Linked DNA regions of Homo sapiens: region 2 is linked to region 1. Evidence: read pairs that join two places in POLR2A ChIA-PET (ENCODE). Cell type or tissue: PC-3. All regions are shown on one strand. Links, peaks and the distances in the headings refer to the core of each region. The heading gives the core; the rest is flanking DNA.

The links. ChIA-PET counts read pairs that join two places held together with the same protein. Peaks named below come from ENCODE experiments on the same cell type or tissue, not always from the same donor. Only the 100,000 strongest peaks of a DNase experiment are listed, where the experiment ranks them.
Region 2: POLR2A ChIA-PET joins it to region 1 with 5 read pairs; 1 of 35 experiments calls an interaction of 5 or more read pairs at or near these places.

What each region holds. Positions count from the first base shown.
Region 1 is chr10:33,449,374-33,457,361 of GRCh38, reverse strand. No RefSeq gene overlaps it. Among named protein-coding and RNA genes, the nearest start is that of NRP1, 120 kb to the right of the region's middle. In PC-3, for the core only: no CTCF peak of the experiment used is centred there; a DNase peak (open chromatin) is centred at 4,071; H3K4me3 peaks cover 809 bases; H3K27ac peaks cover 1,607 bases.
Region 2 is chr10:34,773,316-34,781,303 of GRCh38, reverse strand. The region is part of intron 1 of PARD3 (par-3 family cell polarity regulator); the gene reads left to right. Among named protein-coding and RNA genes, the nearest start is that of PARD3, 38 kb to the left of the region's middle. RefSeq lists enhancers at 193-322, 1,457-1,957, 1,958-2,458. In PC-3, for the core only: no CTCF peak of the experiment used is centred there; a DNase peak (open chromatin) is centred at 2,300.

The sequences.
Region 1 (7,988 bases), core at 1,936-6,935:
TACTACATACACATACTACACCCACACTATACACATACAGGATGCACACATACAGACACTACAAACATACACACATATACACACTACAGACATCTACATATACTATACACACCACACACACACACACACGCACACACTACAGACACACACAAAGAGGTGATGGCACCTCAATAGAGAAAATGGAGACCATGAGATTGGCACTTTACCAGCTTGCCTCTGTGCCTGTTCTTTTGTGCTTTTCTCCTGTACAAAAGGAGGATAGTCTCCTCCTCCTGAAGACTGGTCCCTTCACTCTGCTGTCATGGCAGGAACCCTGTTCTTTAGAATTTCAGCCATTGAACAATATAAGTAAACTGCCTGGGACTGGTGAACGAGCCAAGTACCTGTAGACATTTTTGCATCCAGAAAAAAGAATATTAAATTCAAAATGTGAATAATGAAAATCACATGTAATAATAGAGTACATATAAAATGTAATATTATGTCAGCATTGTAAACATAGTATCCATAAATGTCTTACTACATTTGAAAACAATTTATTAGTTGGATGTTCTCAGTTTTCCCAAATTCCCAAGTATGTGCGTTGATTACTGATAAGTCATATTGAATTATAAATTGTGAGTTATTCACAGCCAACTAATTTTGCAAACAAAATTATAAAAACCCTTTTAATTTTTTTGTTGTAAAACATGTAGTTGATGTGAACTCGGTATGCATTTTAATATTTAACCTGAGGTCAAGGACACCCTCTAAAATTACAAGTGCTGGAGGTACAAGTCCTGCTTCCTTCATAAATGATGCGCTCTCCATCCTGAACTCTTTCTCTTCTCTCTTCCTTGCCTTCTCTGTAAGCAGTTAAATGTTTTCGGCTCTTTCGCATTGTAAAATCGTCAGCTATCCACCCCTCCTCACCTTTCAGCTAATACCATGTTTCTCTCCTCCTCTTCCCAATTTCTCAAAAAAGGTCTACACGTGTTGTCTATATTTTCTCACTCTTCAGCTCCCAGACGTATGGTTTATTTTATAACCATTCCACTAAAATGAAATGTCCTCACTAGAGACACCAACAACCTTTTTCCTAAATCCTGTTCATATGTTTCAGTTCCTTATTGATTCACTTCCTCTTGTCCTTCCTGAAGCACCGTTGCCTGGGCTTTTGTGGTATCTTTCTCTCTTGGCTTTCTTTGTACTTCTCGGGCCATTCCTTAGTCTTCCTTGCATACTCCTCTTCGCCCCTTATATGACAATATTCTTCAGTGATTTTATCCAAGGATCCCCTCTTTTCCTCCCTGGGGCAATTTCCTGGTTCATCTACTATCTTTATAGTAATGATGCCCATACCCATATCCCCAGTCTCTCTCTCTCTCCTAGACTTCACACAAATGCATCCAGCTGTCTACAGGCCATCCCCATAGGCAGTTTAGAATTAAACTACCAAATGAAATTTTCATTTCTCATCCTCATTTCCTACTCTCATCTATTCTTCCTTGTGCTCCTAATATCAAGAAATAGAACCAACATCAACCCAGCTGAAACCTGGGAGTCGGCTTTGACTCCGCCCTCTCCTTCACCTGCCATAGTCAACAATCTGAAAGTCTTAATTTTAACTCTTGTATCTTCTCTAAGTCCATTCCATTTTCTCCGTTTTCATTGCTACTTTTCTGGTCTAGGCCACCATCATGACATATCTGCGTTACTACAGCAGCCTCTTGAATGGCCTCTGCCCAACAATCTTTCTCCACTCTGCTCTACAAATGATTTAAAAAGATTTTTTTTGAGAGAGGGTCTCACTCTGTCACCCAGGCTAGAGTGCAGTGGTGTGATCATGGCTCACTGCAGCTTCGACTTCCTGGGCTCAAGCAATCCTCCCACCTCAGCCTCCCCAATAGCTGGGACCCCAGGTGTGCACCACCACTCACAGCTAAGTTCTTTTTTATTTTTGTAGGGATGAGGTCTTGTTGTGTTGCCCAGCTGATTTTGAACTCCTGGCCCTAAGCGATCCTCCTGCCTCAACCTTCCAAGTGGTGAGATTACAGGTGTGAGCCACTGCACCTGGCTGATATTTTAAAAGATACAAAACCAGTCCTGATATGCTATTGCTCAAGCCCTTCAAAGTTTTCCCCATTACTCTCAGGAAAAAGTCCAAAGTCCTTACCATGGCTTACAAAACCAGCAAAACCTGGTTCAAGTATATATATAGCTGCATCTCCTGCCTTCTCTTTTCCTACCTTGGTCCTGATAGAGTGAAATCCACTCACCCCATCACTCTGCACACTCTGTTGCTTCCAGGCTTTCATGCAAGCTACTTCGTTGGCCTGCAGCTCTCTTTTCTGCCTCTCCCTCTAGCTTACTAACACATACTGCCTTTCAGATCTCAGTGTAGAAAGCAGTTACTGTCCCATATCATCCCTCATGCCCCAAACTGGAATGGAGTCACTCTCCTAAGTGTCGAAGCAGCATATTTTATTCTAATAGGGTTTTATACATTATTACTTGACTATCTCATATTCTTACCAGGCTGTAAACTCTCGGAGGGCAGGAAGTATGCCTGTACTGTACCACATAATAAATACATGATAAATATGTGTTGAATATGCAAAGGAACAAGCAGCAGGCACACATCTGATTGGCTGCTAATGAGGCTGACCTTGGGAGGAGATCTGCTGAGTCAGTTCTCCCATCTAAAAACTTTGTTCTTAACCATTGTTCAGATGTCTTCTAAAACCATGGAGAAAGTTCTATAATATATACCAAGCACTTTGAAATAGTGGGATAAATGCTCCAAGGGAAGGTGGCCTACTTTAAGCAAGACTTGGGTCTGGCTGCACAGAACAAAATGGGCTGCCTTTATTGCAATGAAGCCATTAAAGATCATTTGTTACAAGCATTGAAATTTACTGCTGGCAGGGAAGGAAACCACCAAGTACATTCAAGGCCAGATTCAGACAAACGCTTGTTGGTGTTCACATGAATCGGTGGATGTCTCTGTCCCACACACTTTATTCTCAATAGCCTGGCACACAATTGTTGCTACATTCATAAAAGTAAGCAAATAAATACAAGAGATTACCAGATTCCCTTCCTAATTATAAAAACCTCATGACTGAACTGGATAGCAAATACTCTTTGTTGATAATGAAGAAGTATTATTTATGGACTTTTACACAGAGGCAATAGTAATGTTAGCTTTTCACTTGTGATCTCTAGATTGATTCATAAAGGAGGCAGCAAAAGTGAAGGACATTCCAAATTATTAGGGTGAATTAATTTGGAGGCAGGGGAATATTAAATTTAGGCTTAACAAATAAAGGAGCTTTGGCAGAGTTTAGTCAGACACTCAGATAGCCTCCGTATCTCATTGTGCAGATGACCTGATTGCTGGGATGAGGAAGACCTGCAGCTAGGCACTTGCAGGCACTCTTAATTTTTATGCTCACTGACATAACTGTGGCCTGTGCATAGGTATTCTTGTTTCACCATAAGCCCTAGGAGAAGCCTCTTTAAAATATGAGGTTAATACCATTCCAAGCATGACTCAAGATGTGGGGCTTAATTCTTTAGGTAGAAAGGAATATTCAGTGCAAAACTTCAATAACTCATAAAAAGAAATCCTATCATTTTAAAGTAACCACATTTGTCATGCACGTTCCTTGCAAAAGAAAAGTTAGGTTAATGATTCCAGGAAAGTGTTCTGTTGGAGGTATGTCACCCAAGCCCATGTGACGAGAGCAGGTTCTAGGTTTGATTCCCACTGTCTTTTGTGCTACCCTAATGAGCTCTGAGCTTCAGGTCTTTTTCTTACCCCTCATTTCAAAAATGAGGCAGTGCTATTTGTTTGAGGACCTCAAGAGGAGCATCCGGGGTCTAATTAGTTAATGTTTGCCAAGCACTTTGCAGATGAAAGCATCTATATTAAATTCAGAATTATGACTATTATTATCGCAAAGCTCAGATGAGCTCAGAAATTTAGGAGTGATGATTCAAGAGCCCACATTGAGAATGCTGGCGAGATTACTTGTGGAAACAGTCAAACCAGTTCCTGCAATGATTGGCTCTAAAGATTTATGTGGTTCAGCATGACTGTACCCCAAGTCATGCATGACAATAAAAATTAGACTGCACTCTTACTAATCATTTAGAACACAAATGATGGAAGGAATCCCAAGGAGCTTTACGTCTGTGTTGTCTCTGAGGCCAAATCCCCAGACAGTTAACCTGAGGAGAGACAGCCATCGGCCTCCCTAGTTAAGGGTGGTGCAGGCTAAAGACGAATGAATGTAGACTGGCAGCAGGAAGCGCCAGTTACACTAGATAAAGCATTTCACAAAACCCTAGCCTAGGATCTAAAAAATTTAGTAGGCACAAAACCAAATCAGGCAGCTGACGTGAGCTCTACTTTCTCAAAGACCCAGGGCACCATTGCTTGCACTGATCTCATTAATTTTCGAAACATTTATTAAAAGAAGATATTAGCTATAGATTTCTCATAAATGCCCTCTATCAGGTTGAGAAAAATCTCTTCAATTTTGAGTTCGCTGAAATTTTTTTTTTTTGGAAAAACAAGAATGGATGTTGGATTTTTGTCAAGTGCTTTTTCTATGTCCACTGAGATGATTTTATCTTTTTTAGCTCATTAATGTGATGAATCACATTAATTGACTTTTGAATGTGAAATCCACTTAGCATTCCCGGGACAAACTATCCTGTTCAAAACATATTATGCTTTTATGTATTTACTGTATTTGCTAAAATTCTGCATTTATTATGCTTTTATGTATTTGTTGTATTTGCTAAAATTCTGCACAATTTTGCATGTATGTTCTTTAGGGATATCATACTATACTTACCTTTTCTTGTAATGCTTGCTTTTGGTATCAGAGTAATACTGACCTCAAAAAATTACTTGGGAAATATTCTCTCTTTTTGTAAAAGATTTTGTGTAGGATTGGTATTTTTTATTAAATACTTGGTAGAATTGACAAACAAAACCATCTGAGCCCAGAACTTTCTTTGTGGGAAGGTTTTCAACAACAAATAATTATTTAATAGATACAGGTATATTTAATTTCCAATGACTTGACTATTTTTCAAACATCTTTTTGTTATGGGTTTCTAATTTAATTTCACTGTGGTCAGAGAGTATACATTATATAACTTGAATCCTTTTAACGGTATTGAGACCTTTTATGAGACAGAATACGGTTTATCTTGGTAAATATTCTGTGTGCACTCTTTTATATCCCTTAATAGTCTTAGCCTTGAAATCTGCTTTGTCTAATACTGATATAGTCACTTCCACTTTTTAAAAATTAGTTTTAGCATGGTATATTTTGGTATATTTTTAAAAGTTTTAAAAGAACTTTGAAAGTAAAAGTTCTTTTACTTTTAAACTATTTTTGCCTTTATATTTAAAGTCTGTTTCTTGTAGGCAACTGTAGTTGAGGCTTGTTTTCTTTTCTGGTCCAAGCTGATGACTTATGCATTTTAACCATTTACATTTAATATAATTATCAGTGTGGATAAATGTGAATCTATTATCTTTCTACTTGTTTTCTATTTGTCCTGTATATTCTTTGCTCCCTTTTCCCTGTGTTCTTGCCTTGTGTTTGATCAACTAAATATTTTTCATTATTACATTGCATTATCTCCTCATCCTTTTAGGTAGTTTTTCCCCTCTGGCTTTAGGTAGTTTCCCCACGTGCACAGTTTGGTCTGTACTCAGATAAATACTGAAGGGGGACCCTCTGCAGAACTCCCAGAGTTTGTTCTCTCTTTCTCTCTCTCTCTCTCTCTCTCTCTCCTCCTTGGTCTCCCCGGACTCTCAGCTCCATCTCTCTCCCCTCCCTCAACATGGCTTGTAAGTAAGCTAGAGTAGTAGCTGGGACAATCACAGGGCCTACCTCATTTGTCTACCGTCTCTCAGGGATCATTGTTGTCATATGTCCAGTGGGTCTTGAAAATTGTTGTTTCATATGTTTTGTCCATCTGTTTTTGTTTTTGTTTGCACTGTGTCCTGAATGTTTGTGCCCAACCCCCAAAATGCATATGTTGAAAACTCATCCCCAGTGTGATAATATTAAGCAGTGAGGTGCTTTGGGGGGTGATTAGGTCATGAGGGCAGAGCTCTAATGAATGGAATTAGTGTCCTTATAAAAGAGGCCCGGGGGAGCTTTTTGACTCCCTCTGCCATTTAAAGATACATAGAAGATACCATCTACCAGGAACTGTCCCAGTCCAGACACTAAATCTGTCAATGCCTTGATCTTGGACTTCCCAGCCTCCAGAACTATCAGCAATACATGTCTATTGTTTGTAAATTACCCAGTCTAAGCTATTTTGTTATAGCAGACTAAACAGATTATAACAGGTTGTTTCAGGCAGGGGAGTAAATCTGGTTACTTTTACTGTGTCTTAAGCAGAAGTGATTCTGGGTGGAAGGTGGTGTTATTTGCAATTTTGAGTTATTCTGATATAAATTGGACATGTTTTTAAACATGAGTCAGAAGATTGTCTGAAACTATTTATAGAATGTTCTAAAATATTTTAAAACACTGGATGGAACTTTTTCTTATGTTAATTAGCTCCAAAATTTATAGCACCATTAAAATATTAAAGCAAAGTAAACCAGAAACAAATAGCTAATTCTTGTTCTAGTTTAACAGTCTTTGCAAACACTGATAGAACCTCTCTCTTTCAAGGGCTTAGTTAAAAGAAATGCCTGTTAGATTTATTTGATTTTCAGCAAAGAGAGGTCACTACCAGGGTTAATAATAACCCCTTGATTTAATCTTGATCTGTAAACACAGGTCTATGTTTTGAAGACTATTATACTGAATAAAACAAACTTATTATTGATATTGGTGGCTAAATGTTTACTGCAATGTCTGCAAGATGCAAACACAAAGCTAATTTGCCTCCATGTGTTATTATCTGAAAATATATGTCTTTCATACAGTGTAGACTAAAAATATTTTTGTAGTACTCTGAAACTAATGATTTTTGAAGAAAATCAAGTTTATAAATTTTCCATATTTTTTAAAGGACAGTTTTTTTATTTGTATTTCTTTCTGATTCTATGAGCTGTTTATCATATATTAGCTATTTTTCCTTATTCTTTTTTTCAAACCCTTCATTTTTCAAGAGCATCTGTTATGAAGAATGTCAGTGTCCTATATTTCTGTGTTAATGGTAATATCTGAACACTCTCTGGAGTAAATTGCTTAATGATCTTCCAGCTTATTTTGTCTGGACAGTCAGTCTTTGCTTTTGAATTAATTCATTTTCCTTTATTTATTTCTCAAATTCATACATATATGTATACATATATATAATCTATATGAATATGTATGTTATTTATACACATATTATATATAATTATTTTTATGTAGAATTAATTTCCTTGATTTTAAGGAGAGAAAAAGTAATATCCTTAAGTTTGAAGGAATAAAGAACCATCCTTACTTCCTAGGAGCAAGATAAACACCCGGATTTGTCAGATGTTGGATTCCATCCCTTTGAAGCCATCAGCCCCCTAGAAGTGATGAAGATGAGGGCCTTCATAAGTCTCTGACTCTCTCCATCCTATTCTTCCTACAAACCTGAATAGAATGTAGTTCCTCTAATTATTCCTTTCCGCTTCTACTTACAGCACCCTAAATTACCTCAGGGATGTCACAGTGCCTTTCTGGTTCTAAAACACTCTCAGGTTTCGCCATCTCTGGGCTCTGAACTTAGCTCCCCTAGAGAGCTCTATCCTTCTACCCATGATTGGCCTGCCTGCCTCTGTGCTCACATCCAGCTTCTGTGGGCTGACATTAGCTTCTACCTCGTCTTTCACTTTGATCTTCCTGGGTGTGTTGACACCAAGGGGGTAAATCTTCATTGTGACAATTTGTCCCTCAGTTTCCTGAATTCCTTCACCAAATGTATTTTCAGTTTCTCATTTTCTGTTCATGTGATGGTGTGCTGGCACACGGAGTTTGCCCATT
Region 2 (7,988 bases), core at 1,723-6,722, 1.3 Mb before region 1:
TGGGTCCTGGTCAGAGGGGCAAGTGAAATACCGCAGCTGCCTCCTGCAGAGGGGTATCTCTTTTACTTGTGAGCAGCGTCTGCAGCTGTGCAGGCTCTCAGCAGTGCTTAGTGTCAGCCATGTCCCTTGATTTATGCTCGTGTGAGCCTCTGCACATGTGGGTGCTCCAGCAGGCTAGAGGGGGGAGGGGTGCCCCAGGTCCCCAGAGGCACAGAGCTTTTTTTGGATACCGAGCCTGAGCTGAGAAGCGTGGGATGCAAGAGTGATGTCCTGCTCCAAGTTCAAGGAAAGTACAAAGTAAGCGGAAATGCATCCCTTCAAATAGAGGAAATCCCAAGTTGCTTTTATGTTTCCCGTTATAGCTGTGTGAAGTCATATCTTGAGGTTTAGCTTTCACGTTGAGTTTCAGCTGCTTTTTATGTGTGGCGTGGTGAATGTTAGTTTTCAGCATTTCCTTATTTCAGCGTATGTTGCCTCCGCACTGATTATTGTCCTTTGTTAGTTTAGAAGTCTTGTTTTATCCAGAGAAACAGAATAGGAAAATAACAGCAATTTTGAATGGCAGCTTCCCCTCCTTTTATGATAAAAAATACAGCTTCTGTAAAAAACTGCGGCAAGAGAAAAGAAAGGGCGTACTGTTGTCCCTGGGGATAAAATAGACAGGAGACCAAAGACTACATTTCTACTGAGCAGTGCTTTTATTAATGAATTCTGGTAGAGTTTTAACAGCAGGGCACGATTTCCTCCTATTGTGACTCCTGATGACCTCCAAGAAATAATTCCTGAATGTCACGCTCATAAGACATTTTTCTGATTATGGGCTTGTAATAATTAGATGTTTATCCCTAGAAAATATTGCCAACAAAAATTTATTAATAGTGCAAAGGAGGTGCTTATGCACCTTATTATGTAAATTGTTATTTTATATTCAACATCATTACAAACGTGTTTTGAGAGGGCTATTGAGATAGATCTCCAAGACATCTGCCGTAAACCAGTACTTGGACTTACAGCCAGTGCTCTCCACATCTCTATGGTAAGGAGCATTCAGGTCAGGAGGTAGAAATGGAAAACCAGGAAGGTATTTGGTGATTAGTTTGTGAAGTTAGTTGTGTCAAGAGCAAATTAATTTTTTTAATAAAATAAGTCTCAGCAATTTTAAAACCATTCATACAAAAGAAGCAGAGTTAAAATGGACTTCACAGTAGTTTCCATGGGGATTACCAGAAGGTGTAATGCATCTTCCGGGGAAAGAAGAAGATGGAGGGAAGTAGAATAGGATGGGGAATCGTAGAGAGTCACAGTTGATTTCAGGTGCCACTCGGTGGCATTACTGTCATTGTTTACTTCCGAGCATTTAGATCTACAGCTAGAAGGGACTCAGAGAAGACAGACCCAAGAAAATCACCAAGGAATTTGCCTGTGTATAGGACTTTGAAATGGACACGTCTCCTTGAAAGTGCCACGTTGGATGTCTCCAGGCATGGATCTTGTCTAGATGGCATTTGCAGTTTTGCATGCTTTGCTATTGAAATGTTCTAGCTAATGAATGTCTTCCACTGCCTGCCTGTGTGTGTCAGGTAATGCATCTTTCTTCACAGAAGGACTGAATTCAGAGGGTTTCTTGAAGAAAATTTAAAAGCTGGTGATATCTGCATAGTTGCTTTATTTTATTTTATTTTTGAGATGGAGTCACGCTGTGTCGCCCAGGCTGGAGTGCAGTGGCGTGATCTCGGCCCACTGCAAGCTCTGCCTCCCGGGTTCATGCCATTCTTCTGCCTCAGCCTCCCGAGTAGTTAGGACTACAGGAGCCCGCCACCATGCCTGGCTAATTTTTTTAATTTTTTTTTTATTTTTAGTGGAGACGGGGTTTCACCGTGTTAGCCAGGATGGTCTCGATCGCCTGATGTCGTGATCTGCTGGGCCTCGGCCTCCCAAAGTGCTGGGATTACAGGCGTGAGCCACCGCGCCCGGCTGCTTTATTTTATTTTATTTTTTGAGATGGAGTCTAGCTCTTTCACCCAGGCTGGAGTGCAGTGGCATGATCTTGGCTCACTGCAGCCTTCACCTCCCAGGTTCAAGCGATTCTCCTGCCTCAGCCTCCCGAGTACCTGGGATTACAGGTGTGCACCACCTGGCTAATTTTTGTATTTTTAGTAGAGACAGGGTTTCGCCATGTTGGCCAGGCTGGTCTTGAGCTCCTGACCCCAAGTGATCCGCCCACCTCGGCCTCCCAAAGTGCTGGGATTACAGGTATGAGTCACTGTGCCCAGCCTGCTTTAGTTTATTTGGATGGTGACTGTAACTTTAAACATATTAATACTGAACAACTAAATATACTATGTATGCTGAAGGATGCTAGATTTTTCTAAGTCAGAATCTGACAGCTTTCTCAGTTAGCTGCTGTTTGTCAGTCCTTTGTGAACAAAAATACTGGTCTACCTCATGTTAAGGAAACGATAGGTGAAATGAGATTTATTTAATCATACCAGGTATTTTAAACAGCCAGCTCTTTTTTTTGGCAAGCTCTTAATGTTATTAAAAACATAATTTGTCACTTAAGTCTTTTCAGCATACATATAGTTTCTTAGTCATGTAATTCATAAAATAGAATTTAGAGTTGAAAGGAACCTAAGAGGTCCCTTCTAAATGTGTAGATCTTCTGAACAGTGTAGAAATTTTCCTCCACCATGTCTCTGCTGGAGGATATTGTCTGTGGCCATGCACTTGGCACCTTTCAAGGCAGCCAATTCTAGGGAATAACATTTCTTATTGGAAAATGCTCTGTTGGCCTGATTGTTGCTGCATTTTCCCCCTTGTTAATTCATGTTTGCCATTTAGCAACACAAACGAAGTCTGTTCCCCTTCATTCATGATGCTCAGTTCTTAAAGCTGAGAACATGATGGTTAAGGCAGCACAGTGAAATTGCCAACTACTTGCCAAACAAGTGGATTTGAACCAGCCTTTGCCTCATTTCTGTCCTTGGCCCGAGGGATTTAGAATCCAGCAGACCGCAACCTTCCTCCCTATTTCCCCTGTCCATTTACAGATGAATACCTGGAGATACCACAAGCTTAAATGTCTTGCCTAAAGCCACACACATTGGCTTGGAGCTTAGTGAGTTTGTATTAGGTACTATAAGTGATTTAGAGCTGATTTAGAGTATACAAGAGGTTATATGCAAATGCTGCGCCATTTCATGTCAGGGAGTTAAGCATCCTTGGATTTTGGTATCCACAGGGATCCTGTAACTAATCCATTACGGATATGGAGGGACAGTGGTACCTCTGAAGGCTGCTGGAGGATAAAGCTCTAACTCAAGAGCCGTGGATGTGGTGGTAACTTGGCAGCAGTCTCTTTCCCAAAGGCCTCCTTGCGGGAGGGAGGGCAGTGCTCATCTTAATTTTCTGGTCTCTTTCCTAGACTCACCATCATTCCTCAGGGAATCAGTTGATTAATTAACAAATGCTTGGCTGGGTGAGGTGGCTCACACCTGTAATCCCAACACTTTGAGAGGCTGAGACAGGAGGATCATTTGAGCCCAGGAGTTCAAGACCAGCCTGGGAAACAAAGCAAAACCCCCATCTCTTAAAAAAAAAAAAAAATTAGCTGACTGTTGTAGTGCATGCCTGTAGTTCCAGCTACTCAGGAGGCTGAGGTGGGAGGATTGCTTGAGCTTGAGAGTTTGAGGCTGCAGCGATTGCACCACTGTATTCCAGCCTGGGTGACAGAGTGAGACCCTGTCTCTAAAAAATAAAAATTATCCAAATGTCTAATGAGCATCTACTGTATACCTGGTGCTGCACTGTGAGGATGCCCTCTAAGAGCCCCCTGTGCGGGGAGAGAGAGGTTGTATAAAATGTTTGCAAAGGTGGAAATGGAGTAGGAGACACATATGTGAGGACATGGGGCTGCAGGGAAGGCCTTCTCAACTCCTCTCAGGCTGATGGTGAGTTAGAGACCAGCCAGGGAAATTGACATCTGAGGCAGATCTGGCTGAGTCCACCAGGGGAAGAGGGTGGGATGGTGGAGGGAAGGGGCTTGAAGGACTGAGTGTAGAGTCCTTTGTCACATAGGAAGATGTCCGTGCTTTGTGAGCAGGCAGGAGTCTTCGAAGGTTCCAAAGCAGGGAAATGACATAAGACTACTGAAGGCCAGGCATGGTGGCTCACGCCTGTAGTCCCAGCACTTTGGGAGGCCGAAGTGGGTGGATCACGAGGTCAGGAGTTTGAGACCAGCCTGGCCAACATGGTGAAACCGTGTCTCTACTAAAGATACAAAAAAAAAAAAAAAAAAAAATTAGCCAGACATGGTGGCACATGCCTGTAAGTCCAGCTATTCAGGAGGCTGAGGCAGGAGAATCGCTTGAACTTGGGAGGCAGAGGTTGCAGTGAGCTGAGATTGTGCCATTGCACTCCAGCCTGGGCGACAGAGTGAGACTCCATCCCCCACCCGCCCCCCCCCCCCACAAAAAAACACGACTGAAAATACTTGGAAATAGTCTCCTTAATTTGTTTTTTTTTGTTTTCTTTTTCCACCAATGGTGGAATTCGGATGGGAGGAGGCTTCTAATTTTCTGCTCACAATGTTGTTCCTTCACTAGTTTGAAGATTCTTCTGTTGTGAAAGACCAAGAGAACATATGATTAGTTAATAGGAGCTGTATTCTATCTGTAGCTTATCTCTTCCTGGCCCCAAATATAGCTTAAAACCTTGCTGTCCTTCCTCTGCTTACTAAAAAAAAAAAAAAAATTGTTCAAGAACTTCAGCTAATTCTGGATTTGTCTTCTGACAAAGTTCCCTGTGGTTCATACCACATTTTTGTTTCCTCCCTGGCCATGTGCTGGCCCCTGAAGTGTTTAGATCTGCTGTTTTAAAAACTGAGCTCCCTAGCCAGTCAGATTAATTGCTTTGGATCATGCCATTCTGTCTTTCTCAGATTGTCGTATGTTAGTGTCTCCTGTGCCACATAAATAGTAATCTCTTGTAGGTGTCTGAGGTATATTTTTCTTGGACTTGTCAAAATTAGTTCTCAGAGCTTAGAGATGGTGTCCTGCTGGGTTTATTGTTCCCTTGTCTTCTTGTTACTAGTTCCAAAATTATATTCTCACTTTCTTCCAGGGTTCTTGGCTGCCTAACTGATCAATTCTTTTTTGGTCAGAGTTATGGATGAATTTTATTGGCTTCGTACTTTTCCAAAATTTCAACCATGAGCCTATAGGGTTGTATATATAAATTTTTAGTAGAGACAAGGTCTTACTGTGTTGCCCAGGCTGATCTCGAACTCCTGAGCTCAATCAATCCTTCTGCCTTGGTCTCCCGAAGTGCTGGGATTACAGGTGTAAGCCACCATGCCTGGCCATATATTACTTTGTAAAATGAACAAAGTTATTAATTGAAAAGCATGAAGGTGGTGAGGATGATAGCTTTGCTTATTGCTTTTTCAGAGGTGGGTCAAGAGTTCTTATGATATGTCTTTTAAATTCTAGAATAATACCTACAGATTTCTCTTTACATCTTGATTCTGTACAAATTTGTGTGGTTTAAAAAAATGAGAGAGTTCTCTCCACTTCTTTGGTTTCTTTAGGCAGTAAGTGACAAACTCTCATAGCAATACTTCATCTACTTTGCTTTCCTTTATATTTGCACCCAAATTTCTTCATTCTCTCACGCATATATCTCTTGTAGTAGATTGTTTGGACAAAGGGCACCTTGAACTGGCAGCCTTGCATTCTGCTTGCCTGCCCAGGCTTGGTCCTGTAAGGAGACTTGTCCTTTCTTTTTGTTTGTTTTTTGAGATAGGGTCTTGCTCTGATGTCCAGGCTGGAGTGCAGTTGTGCATCACAGCTCACTGCAGCCTCAAACTCCTGGGCTAAAGTGATCCTCCTGTCTCAGCCTCTCAAGTAGCTGGGACTGCAGGCACACACCACCATGCCTGGCTAGTTTTTTTGCAGAGATGAGGTCTTGCTTTGTTGCCCAGGCTGGTCTCAACTCCTGACCTCAAGCGATCCTCCTGCTTCAGCCTCCGAAACTGTTGGGATTACAGGTGTGAGCCACCATGCCTGACTGATTTGTTCCTTTTGGTGGTCAATCTTGGTTCAGTAGTATATAAATTTAGAGTGCTGCTGTATTTTGAGCAGCTGCTCTGTCATATGAGCTTGAAATATTGGGTTCTATGCTGCTTCTATGTTGTGTAAGTCTCCAAACTGAAAGGATTTGTGACTTTAAAAAATGCCCACTTTTGCTCATATTTTTTGTTTCCTTTATTTGTTTGGCACTTGTTTTCACAGCGGTGACTTCAGAGCACAATTACTGAGAAACCTTGAGTGTTGATGTAAATCCTCCACTGGGTTCTACTATTACATACATCTTCGTAACTAGGTAAACTTCCAGGAGTCACTGAAATTTGGTATCTGTAAATGAAAAATTATATCAAATACAGATACCAGTGAAATTGCTAGATTTCATTGATGATTTCAGTTCAGTATTCTAAAGTCTGGATGTCACTTAGTACTTGGCAGGATTGCAAAGCAATGACATATGTGCATGCAGGTAGTTTTAATTCAAGCCAATTGTGAGAAGGATGTTTTATTGGTATAAGATCAGTGTAGTGTTGAGTTGGTTGTGGTTTTCAATTGCTGCTTTTGTTTTGGTTTTAAATTATAAATTAGTTCATTTGTCTTTATCATCAGTTTACAGTTGCATTGTGTCATGTGCATTTAACTTATACTAATTCAAGTCTCAATGTTTGCTTAAAAATAATTAACAATATGTATTTTTTTCATGCAACATCTCCTTAAATACAGGCCAGATGCGTTTCTTCTGGTATTCAACCATAGAAACAGCAATCCCTTCCAATGCTGCAGGAAAATTGGCAGGGTTAGGCTTTGTGAAAGGTAATGCAGCACTCAGAAAACCACATGTGCTTACTGTGTGTGCTATTTAAGTAATTTTCAAGGATAATTTTGTCTTAACCTTAGCCTTGATTTTAGAAGCCAAGCCTTGCCTAAAAGGTGACTCCGTGCAGTTTGTGGAGAGTTCTTTGGCCAGATCTATAGGATGTAGTGCTGTGTTTTTAGCATCAGTAGTGCTTTGGAGTTATAATTTCCTAATAATGAGAATTGAAGTCAGGTATGTTTTGCTGTTAAAATATGACTCATTTGTGACTCTGTTTCTAAATAGGTGTGTATTTTCTCCCCTCTGTTTACGTGGTGATAGTCCATTTTTATCACTGAGTTTGTTCTAGTGGAAAGCAGTAGTGGGTGAGAAATGTGGACTGTGTTTAGTAACTTGGAAAGCCACTGGCTTAAAGTAAAGCACATTTTATTTCCCAGAGGTGGGAGTCCTTGGGGGTAGTGATAATGTTGGTTTACTTCTGAACATTTATCCAACTAATCAGTGATGGAATTAAGTCTCTATTATTCTTTCATATTATGAAAGCTTCTAATTGAAAATGCAAAACAATTATGAGGCACTTTAACCCCATCAAGTTTATGAGAAGAACATTAAGTGCCTAGTGGATGTTTGCCCAAAGGACCCAAGTGGGCAATTCACAAAGGAGGGAATTAACCAGTAAAAAGCCACAGAAAAGCACCGAATAAACCTAGTCTTCAGAGACTCAAAAGTTAAAATATTATCCTATATCCTGTTAAATTGGCAAAACCAAAAATGATTAACATACCTGACGCTGCAAAGTCACAGTGGCCTGGTGCATTTGGACGTTGTTGGTGATGTTGTGTAAAAGACTGCATCTTCTCGGAACAGCAATTTGGCATGATTATCAAGATCTACAAAAATGTTCATGCCCTTGCAGTCCTCTGTAATACTTGTTATCCCTAGGGAACTGAAATTATGGGTAAGGATATTCAGTCCCACATTATTTAATTTCCGAAACCATTAGAATAGCTTCAGAAGTTCAACAAGAGGAAAATGGTGAAGTCAGCCACGGTTATTCATTAGAAGAAACAACATAGAGTCTATATAGCAGA